2 separate regions of the Homo sapiens genome follow, and region 1 is linked to region 2. Evidence: chromatin contacts called from ENCODE Hi-C or POLR2A ChIA-PET data. All regions are on one chromosome and are shown on one strand. The core of a region is the stretch at or near the end of the contact, and the rest is flanking DNA. Distances in the headings are between cores, read along the strand shown.

Region 1 (5,182 bases), core at 985-3,484, 8.8 Mb after region 2:
CATACAGACTGTGCCTTGATGGCCCCAGCCTTGGGAGAAGAATTTACTGTTAACCTGGAAGACTACTGAATCATTTTACCCTTGCCCAGTGGAATAGGACCTAAACATCCCCCTTCCGGGGAAAGTGGGTCATCTGAATTGGGGGTAGCAATTGATACTGTTTTGTAAACTACATTTCCTACAAAATATGAATTTATACTTTGACCAGGTCTTGCCTTTTCTGTGGGATGTGAAGGGGATGGGGTGAGACATGAAGGGGAATGAGGAAGGAGTCTAAGGGCTTGAGAGAATCAGTGAACTGGGGTCAAGAGAGTTAAAGACAAAAACAAAGGGACCAAAGATACAAAATAAGAATTGAGAGAGTAATGAGCAAAAATGTATCAATCAAAAACAAAATTTTTTTTTTTTTTGAGGCGGAGTCTCGCTCTGTCGCCCAGGCTGGAGTGCAGTGGCATGATCTCGGCTCACTGCAAGCTCCACCTTCTGAGTTAACGCCATTCCTCTGCCTCAGCCTCCCGAGTAGCTGGGACTACAGGCGCCCACCACCACGCCCGGCTTATTTTTTGTATTTTTAGTAGAGACGGGGTTTCACCGCGTTAGCCAAGATGGTCTCGATCTCCTGACCTCGTGATCCACCCGTCTCGGCCTCCCAAAGTGCTGGGATTACAGGCGTGAGCCACTGCGCCCAGCCCTAAAAACAGAATGTTGAGTAATGGAATGGGGAGGGGTCCAGGGCATGCTGTTTAATGAACATTCATAATTGCAACAGCAGTATGATGAATGGGACAAAGATAAAAATAGCAATTGGCCAGATGCAGTGGCTCATTCCTGTAATTCCAGCACTTCGGGAAACTGAGGCGGGAAGCTCGACTGAGTCCAGGAGTTAAGAGACCAGCCTGGGAAACACAGTGAGACCCCGCCTCTACGAAAGTTAGCCGGGCGTGGTGGCACGCACCTGTAGTTCAGCTACTCTGGAGGCTGAGGTAGGAGGATCGATTGAGGCCAGAAGTTCAAGGCTGCAGTAAGCTATGATGGCGCCACTGCACTCCAGCCTGAGTGACAGAGTCCAACCTTGTCTTTAAAAAAATAAAAATTAAAAAAGCAGTAACGAAAGTATAAGAGGCTCAAGTTTAATGAATAAACGGCAAGTAAAAGTAGACTAAAGGCAAAATCATGAATAATGTTGTAATAGGAGCCCAAGGCATGACGGATAATAAACCTGAATGAATGGGCCAGAGGCAGAGTGATGAATAATGGAAAAATAGGGACCGGGGGCAAGGGAGGTAACGGACAGGAGTTCATGGATCCAAAACATGATGGCTAATTAGAGAAGGGCCGGAAGAACGACGAAAGTGAGCAGGCAGGCTGGAGCTAAAAGTAGTCTGGGCAATGAAGCTCAAATGAATGGGGCAGAGGCATGATGGGTAATGGGAGAGGAATGAATGGGCCAAAGATAGAAGCCGCAGTGACGCGAGGAACAAGAGGCATGATGGGTAACGAAAGGGGTGGGTCTAAGGCAACTGTTTCGCTAAGAGGTGATGAGGGCATTGTGGGTAACGAGGAGCAGCGCAGGGTTCGCAGAACAGATTAGAATTCTCCCGAGGCACTCTGGGAAGGGCCAGCACTTCCGGTTTTAGGTCGGCTACTCCGAACCAGAGGTGGGGTGGGGGCCCGGCTGCCGCGGTGCCTGGTGGGACGCGAGGCCTGACCTTGCTGCCTAGCCGCCTCTGCCGCGCAACCCACCTTTACCTGTCCTTCGACCCTGGAACGTTAGCCAATGAGAGTACCAAGCTGATACGCCACCAAGGTCGACCCCGTACACGCTGGAGCCAATCAAAATGCTGCAAGGGTCAAAGCCGACCAATTATCACAGCAACCTCGCCGCGGGGCGGAATCAAAAGAGGGCCTCCTCCAGGAGAGAGGCGGGGCGATGCCTCAGCGGGCGTGGCAAAATGCTCAGCACAGACCAATGGCGGGTTAGCACCGGAACCCGCGGCGACGCGAGCCAATAGGCGCAGGCGCTGCGAGCCAATGGGAAGGGTGGGAGGGGCGCCGTGGCTACCCTGCGAGTGAGAACCAATACAAAAGGACATTTCAGGGAAAGTGGGCGGGACTTTATGCACAAGTCCAATGGGAAGACCGAGTCTTGACGCTGGTGGGCGGGCCTCAGGGCACACTAAACCAATGGGCTAGGTGGGGCGGGGCGACGGTGGTGGCGGCGGCGGCAGCGGGTTCGGTTGCGCGTGGCGCACGGGGTGGGAGCGGAGCCCAGGCCGGGAGCAGGCGCCGCCGCCAGTGAGAACCGGGGCCGGAGCCGGGTGCGGATTTGCTGGGGCTGAGTCGGGGGCGCGCGGGCCCTGACCTCTGCCCTCTGACCTCTCCCCTAGCAGGCGACCATGGGGAACGTGTTGGCTGCCAGCTCGCCGCCCGCAGGGCCGCCACCGCCGCCTGCGCCGGCCCTCGTGGGGCTGCCGCCACCTCCGCCCTCGCCGCCGGGCTTCACGCTGCCGCCGCTGGGAGGCAGCCTGGGCGCCGGCACCAGTACGAGTCGAAGTTCGGAACGGACCCCCGGGGCTGCAACCGCCAGCGCCTCAGGGGCCGCCGAGGATGGGGCCTGCGGCTGCCTGCCCAACCCGGGCACATTCGAGGAGTGCCACCGGAAGTGCAAGGGTGAGGGGCGAGGGGCCCCCGCTGGGCTGCGATGGCCTGGATCTCGGGGGAAGGGGGAGGACACTGGGGACTCTGGGATTTGGCGCGCACCATTGGAATTATTTAACAGCACTAGGAGGTGATGTTGGGATCGAATGGTGGAACGTTGGACTTGGGGCTTAGAATGATGGAATCAAATGCTGGAAACGGGATGGAATGTCATAGCAGTAGAGAAAAGCCTTTAGGGACCTGAGGAGCCCCGGGATCAGCCAAGCCAGACTTCTCTTGTGATCGGGAAGGCAACTGAGGCCCAAGGTCACGGTGTCAGCAAGGTGTCAGCGAGGTTCCTTGGGTATGGGACCCAAAGCCTCCGGATCCCAGCCTGGAGCAATTAGAGTAGTAGTAGTGGTGGAGATTTATGGAGTTCTGTTCTGGTGTTCATTATACGTTAACTCATTAGATCCTTGGGACAATTCTGTGTGGTGAGGGTCCCATCTTTCAGATGATGAGTTTGACCTAAAGTTGCTCAGCTTGGTGGCAGTGAGATTTGAGCAAGCAAAGGCCCTGGCCCTGTCTAACTAGGCTGTACTGCCTCTTTACAGGTGGAATCCTTTGTGAGATGTTCTGCTGTGGGTCTCTGGAGAGAGCTGGGGGTGGTAGGGAAGGAAGAGATGAGAGTTGGTGTGGGGTTGGAGTGGAGTGTGACAGCGTTTCTCTTCTCCAGAGCTGTTTCCCATTCAGATGGAGGGTGTCAAGCTCACAGTCAACAAAGGGTTGAGTAACCATTTTCAGGTGAGCCTTCCTGGTGTCCTTACCCACCAGAGATCGTCCCCGCCGTCCCCCTCCCTGCATCTGCACACTCGGCCCAATTACTCCTCCCTCAAGAGCTGGGCTCCCTGATACTTGAAAAGACTCGGAGATATAGTGCCAGACTGACTACTCAGTTTGGGGACCTAGAATCCAGAGGTACTGTCTCCCCATAGCAGCTAGGCTGGAGTGAAGGAACAGGTCTGTGGGCCTACCGGCAGCACCTCCTTTCTCTGAGTCTCTTAGTCAGGCCGTGCCTCCCAGTCTTCATCCCCTGCCCAGCCCAGAGACCTTGTCCTTGCCCTCTTCAGTGGGCAAGCCTATCTGTCCAGTATCGTCACAGCTCTCGCTTTCCTTCCAGGTCAACCACACAGTAGCCCTCAGCACAATCGGGGAGTCCAACTACCACTTCGGGGTCACATATGTGGGGACAAAGCAGCTGAGTCCCACAGAGGTGAGCTTCCTTTTTCATCCATTCATTGTATCCTTCTAATAACAAATTTGTAGCCAAATGTCAAGCTAAGACGGCCTCATCAGGAAAAGGTCACAGCTACCGAGAGCCTGGAGATGGGGATTGCATCTCTCCGAGGTGCACTGGGACACAAATAATTCCTTCATCCAGCAAACATCCGCCAAACCCCTGCTCTCTGCCTGGCCCCATGCTGAGCAGTGCTGGGGATGTGGCCACAGCCACCCTGTCACCAGACAGCGATGACCCAGGGTGGAAAGGGCTGGACTGTAGATCATGCAGAACTTTGAATGCCAGACTAGGCTTTGGACTTTCTCTAGGGGGTTGTGGAGAGTCATGGCATGGTTTGGTCAAGGGAAAGACGTGGTCCACAGGTTCCCGCTGTAGAAATCTCTGGGGCATCTCTGGGGTGGCCATGTGGGGGCTAGTTATTAGGAAGGGCAAAACTGGAGGCCCAGACAGGGTTGGGGGGACTGAATGAGGTCTCTGCTTCTGTCATTTCCCTTCAGCAAATGTGTTTATTCTGCAAACCTTCATTGCACAACACATTCTGTGCCCAGCCCTGTGCTGGCACACATGACTGAAACAGCATGGGACTCACCCGTGGGGCAGGGGACAGACTGTTCCCAGAGAGTAACAAGCCAGGATGGGCAAGGCTGACATGGGGGAACCCAAAGGTCGGGGAGCCTAACTCAGCTTAGGTGGTCAGAGAGCACTTCGTGGAGGAGGGGACCCCCATCCGAGGCTTTCTGACCCTAGGCTTCTCACCCCGGCCCATCTCACATACTTGCACAGTGCACCACCTCTGACCCCTTCCGTTCTCTCTGCCTCACAGGCGTTCCCTGTACTGGTGGGTGACATGGACAACAGTGGCAGTCTCAACGCTCAGGTCATTCACCAGCTGGGCCCCGGTCTCAGGTCCAAGATGGCCATCCAGGTGAGTGGGGCACGGAGGCTGCTGCTCCCCTCGGCCACCGTGAGCAGGGAGCCGCCCTCACACCCCCTCCTCTCCACAGACCCAGCAGTCGAAGTTTGTGAACTGGCAGGTGGACGGGGAGTATCGGGGCTCTGACTTCACAGCAGCCGTCACCCTGGGGAACCCAGACGTCCTCGTGGGTTCAGGTAAGAGGCGGAGGGCTTGGAGGGTGGTCACAAAACTGCAGTTCTGGCTTTGCCAGCAAATCCACCCCATTTGTGAACCTCCTTTTCTGCCACTGGAGAAGTGGCTCAGCAGGAGTGATTTTGAAACATCAGGCA
Region 2 (4,791 bases), core at 1,359-3,858:
CGCCTTGGCCTCCCAAAGTGCTGGGATTACAGGCATGAGCCACTGTGCCTGGCCAGTTGCCCGCTTTTTATGAGAATCTAATGCCTGATGATCTGAAGCGTTTCATCCCAAAACCATTCCCCCAACCCTATCCCATCCGTGGAAAAACTGTCTTCCACAAAACCAGTCCCTGGTGCCATAAGGGTTGGGGACCACTGCCATAGGCCCTATGGGCCTTTGTTTTGTGAGGGAGTCTCAACAAACAGAGTTATTTTTTAGGTGAAATGTAAACTAAGCAGTGTTCAGATTGCCTCAAAGCAAATCAGAACTGTGTGTAAAGGGATCAATATCAGGTCCGGATGGTGAAGTGGGCCCAGGGTTTGTCTTCTCAGATGCAATAAAGTTTACATAGATGTAGAATATTGTGTCCTTATCTGAAGCTCCAAACCTGGATTGTAAATAGGGACTGCTTTTCTGTGTCAAAGTGACTTAGCTCCTCCAAGCAAAAGTGAGATGTTTCATTCTTACTTGATGTGATTTCAAACAGCAAAGTTTGTGATCATCTCTGACTTTAGACAACCAAAGTTTCCTACTAAGAAAGCAGTAGACACTCAAAGGATGGGAATTCTGCCACTTTACATCTGCAGTATGTCCAAGAGAAATATTTTTTCCTGGCTGGGTGCAGTGGCTCACGCCTGTAATCCAAGCACTTTGGGAGGCCGAGGCAGGAGGACTGCTTGTGCCCAGGAGTTTGAGACTAGACTGGACAACATAGGGTGATCCCATCTCTCTCTTTAAAAACAAAATTTTTTTTTTTGAGACGGAGTCTCACTCTTGTTGCCCACGCTGGATTGCAGTGGCCTCATCTTGGCTCACTGCAACCTCTGCCTTCTGGATTCATGCGATTCTCCTGCCTCAGCCCACGGAGTAGCTGGAATTACACGCATGAGCCACCACGCCCATCTAATTTTTGTATTTTTAGTAGACACGGGGTTTCACCATGTTGGCCAGGCTGGTCTCGAACTCCTGACCTCAGGTGATCTGCCCGCCTCGGCCTCCCAAAGTGCTGGGATTACAGGCGTGAGCCACCAAGCCTGGCAAAAAAAAAAAAAAAAAAAAAAAAAAAAAAAAATTTAAATTATCCAGGCATGGTGGCGCGTGCCTCTGGTCCCAGCTACTTGGTAGGGTGAGGTGGGAGGATCACTTGAGCCCGGGAGGTCGAGGTTGCAGTGAGCTGTGATCGTTCCACTGCATTCCAGCCTGGGCGACAAAGCGATCTTGTCTCAAAAAAAAAAAAAAAAAAAAGCAAAGAAATGTTTTTTCCTAGTAATTCTTCCACCAACTGGCTTATGTCAGCCAGATAAATAAGGAGACAGATCTTTTACAGTCGAAGCTAATTCTGACTTTCCCAAGTATGACGAAAGAGGTAAGGATGACATTTTTTAAACCTAAGCAACAAGAAGAATGAAGCACGCTACTAAGATAAGACAGACTGGAAGGTTTTGGGGAGACACGATCGCAAGCTCAGTTTCGGATGCTCTGAGTTTCAGATGGCTCAAATGCGTGGGGAGGGCAAGTGGGCATCTGCAGGCTCTCTAACAGCCTGCACCGACTTCACTTCTTACATCCCTTTCACTCTTCGGCTCGCTTCGCTCGCTATCTGTAGTCAATCGTCTACTCCTGTTTCCCACGCCTGCACCTTTGTATGTGCAATGGACACTGCCAGGAAGGCCATCTCCTCATGGTTTAACCCCACTTCCTAACACCCTCAAGCAAGACCAGAAGCCCCGCACAGCAGCACTAATGCTCGGGCCCCACCCCTCTCAGGGTCCCGCCTCCCTCAAGCCCCGCCCCGCGCTGCGCTCACTTGTAGAAGCTCACAGGGCGGTTGTCTGCACCCAGGCGGCCCGCAGTGTTGGAGCAGTTCGGCGCCCTGCAGTACTTGGGCATGGCTATCCAGCCCCCGCTGAGTTTTGCCGGGTCAGCGGCTGCACTTTGGTTCTCGCGGAGCGCCGCCTAACCCCGCCCCACCCGCGCTCGCCGCCTGCCTCACGTGACGTCCGTGGAGTCTCGTCACGTACCGGGGAGAGAGCTGAGAGCGCCTGCCTACTAGGCGCCCCTCCACAGTGCCACAGTCCCGCCCTCGTCACGTGACGAATGGGCCATAGCGAGTACTGTGCACCTGCGCAAAGCCGGCCCTTCGTCACCCCGACTTTCATCACGTGTTGGGGGGAAGGGCGGCGTCACGGCGTTTCTGAGCCTGCGCCAACCAAATCAACTGGCTAGTCAATCTCTTACGGCTCCACCCTACGCCTACATCCGGGCAACCGTTGGGGCGCACATAGTTCCTCTAGGTGGCGGCAAAAACCGAGGTGAGGCGGCCGTGGCCTTAGCCTCGTAAAAATTAAAACCTGTATGTTTCAGCGAATAATGAAAACGCAGTCTGGATGAAAGACCCCATGACGCTTAATCAGGCATCCAGTACACTGGCTGTGGCCCCGCCCCGCCAGGCACTCGCTCCGCCTCTTCGCCCCCATTGGTTCTAAGCGCCGCCCGGCATCCCTGCGATTGGCTAGGCCGGGCCCGTCGCGTCCAATAGGCGGTGGCGCCGGCTTTCCCGCGGCTGTTCGCTGTTCCAGTGGGTCGTGGCGGTGGCGGCAGCGGCGGTTAGGGGATGTAACGGTCGCCCGCCTCCGGCGTGACGATGGCGGCCGTAGGGTCCGGAGGCTATGCGCGGAACGATGCAGGGGAGAAGCTGCCCTCTGTCATGGCGGGAGTTCCGGCGCGGAGGGGCCAGTCCTCCCCGCCCCCCGCCCCACCAATCTGCCTACGGCGGCGGACGCGACTCTCGACGGCCTCCGAGGAGACGGTGCAGAACCGGGTGAGAAGCTGCTCGCCATGTCTACCCCAGTTCCAGGCTTCCTAGGTTTCCCCTAGTCCCGTCCTGAGAACTGTGGCCCCGACATCAGCCCCCGGCCAGTCCCCTCAGGTTGTTCCCTGCCATGCCTCGTCCCCTAACCCCCGCCCCTTTAGCCACGGCCCCTCCCACTTTCTCCTCGCTGCTTTCCCGGCTCCACCCTCAGCGTTGGAGCAATTCGGGGGTTCCTCGCTGGTTCCCACCCGTGGAAATGCATTTTGCTTCTGTAAATCACAGCCTAGTCCTGCTATATTTTAACCCCCGTTCTATCGCCTTTAGACGTCACGATCATAGCTCACTGCAGCCTCACTGCCCTGGCCCCCGCTGAGTCATTAAGGTCCCTTCGAGGGTTCGGTCCAGAGTGTTACCTGCCCCAACTCTTCCTCGCTTCTACCCCGCCTTCTCTCACCTTCTGCGATCTCTATCCTTTTTCCTCACCAAGGTGGGATTCTTAATCCATATTGTCACTCAAAACTATGAGAAAGACGTGAGAAGTTATTTATAAAATCTCTGCAGTGCTGCCTGGGGAGGAGGGCGTACAGAACAGTTCCCTAAATCCTGAGACAGAAAAATGGAAAGAAATGATTTCACAGTAGGTAGAAGGAATTCCATTAGCACAGCGGCAATTAAAAAAATTGTTTTCCAGCTGTGTAGGCACAAAATCTGTTTTTATAAAATGGAGATGATAAGAACCATACTACTGGTAGGGCGCGGTAGCTCACGTCTGTAATCCCAGCACTTTGGGAGGCCAAGGTGGGCTGTTCACCTGAGATCAGTTCAAGACCAGCCTGGCCAACATGGTGAAACCCGTCTCTACAAAAAGTAGAAAAATTAGCCCGGCATGCTAGCGCGCGCCTGTAATCCCAGCTACTCAGGAGGCTGAGGCGGGAGAAATCGCTTGAACCTGGGAGGCGGAGGTTGCAGTGAGCTGAGGTCATGCCACTGCACTCCAGCCTGGGCGACAGAGTGAGACTCTGTCTCAAAATAAATAAATAAATAAATTATACTATTGCATTGGAGGGAAATGAAATTTTAATTGTGATCTTCTTGGCACGGAGTCCAGATAAAGGGAGGATACCTGGTAGCTGCTGGTGGAGCTTGTTCCTGCCCCATGACTTTCTCCTGCACTGTGATTATACCGCCCACTCCTGGCTACAGGGCTCTGGCTGTACCTCCCATGTGCTCTCTGTCACCAAGGTTCAGTCACACTGGCCTGCTTTTGGTTTTCCTGAGGCTCCATATTCTTTTCTGCCTCCTGGCCTTTGTGATTGGTGAGTCCTCAGCCTGGGCTTTTTGCTGCAATCTGCCTGTCTGGCTCCTTCCCATCCTTCAAGTCTCAGCCTGAATGTCGCTATCTTGAAAGGCCTTCTCGAACCCCATTCTAAAGCAAACAGCCACCTTCATCTGTCACCCAGCACCCTATACTTCATAGCCTTTATCTTATATGTTCCTGAAAGTGCCCTTTGAGCTATTAAACTACATATAACAATAGCAAATTCAGAGAGGCGTTATAGCAAAGTGGCTAAGAGCACAGACTGCTGCTGATGGTATGGTTGGACCCAGGCAGCCTGAGCTTAAACTTTAGTCCTGTTCTTCCTGGCAGGTTATGAACTTCGCTTTTTCTTTTCTTTTTTTTTTTTTTTGAGATGGGGTCTTACTCTGTCATCCAGGCTGTAGTGCACTGGGTTGATCTCGGCTCACTGCAGTCTCAGCCTCCCTGGGCTCAGGTGATCTTCCTGCCTCAAGCCTCCTGAGTAGCTGGGACTGCAGGCGCATGCCACCATACCTGACTAATTTTTTTGTGTTTTCTGGTAGAGACAGGGTCTCGCCGTGTTGGCCAGGCTGGTCTTGAATTACTGAGCTCAAGCGATCTGCCTGCCTCGGCCTCCCAAAGT

Evidence for each region. A loop is a pair of places that touch in the nucleus more often than their neighbours do. ChIA-PET counts read pairs that join two places held with the same protein, here RNA polymerase II (POLR2A). Pooled maps may share reads with other maps.
Region 1: a map of naive thymus-derived CD4-positive, alpha-beta T cell shows a loop between it and region 2 (18-fold over the local background). The contact joins the promoter of TOMM40 here to the promoter of WDR62 in region 2. A Hi-C loop is called at or near these places in 1 of 168 maps with a recorded cell type or tissue (naive thymus-derived CD4-positive, alpha-beta T cell) and 5 of 50 pooled maps. POLR2A ChIA-PET finds 5 or more read pairs at or near these places in 1 of 52 experiments (WTC11).

The regions. Positions count from the first base shown.
Region 1 is chr19:44,889,020-44,894,201 of GRCh38, forward strand. TOMM40 (translocase of outer mitochondrial membrane 40) reads left to right here and starts at 2,235. Exons shown (of 9, transcript NM_001128917.2): 1 at 2,235-2,670; 2 at 3,374-3,441; 3 at 3,818-3,910; 4 at 4,761-4,862; 5 at 4,942-5,047. The coding sequence starts at 2,397. NECTIN2 (nectin cell adhesion molecule 2) reads left to right here. Exons shown (of 9, transcript NM_001042724.2): 9 at 1-204. RefSeq lists enhancers at 791-1,292, 1,462-1,621 and a silencer at 1,932-2,571.
Region 2 is chr19:36,052,289-36,057,079 of GRCh38, forward strand. It overlaps WDR62 (WD repeat domain 62), which reads left to right and starts at 2,609. Exons shown (of 32, transcript NM_001083961.2): 1 at 2,609-2,860. The coding sequence starts at 2,684. It overlaps THAP8 (THAP domain containing 8), which reads right to left and starts at 1,997. Exons shown (of 4, transcript NM_152658.3): 1 at 1,847-1,997. The coding sequence starts at 1,929.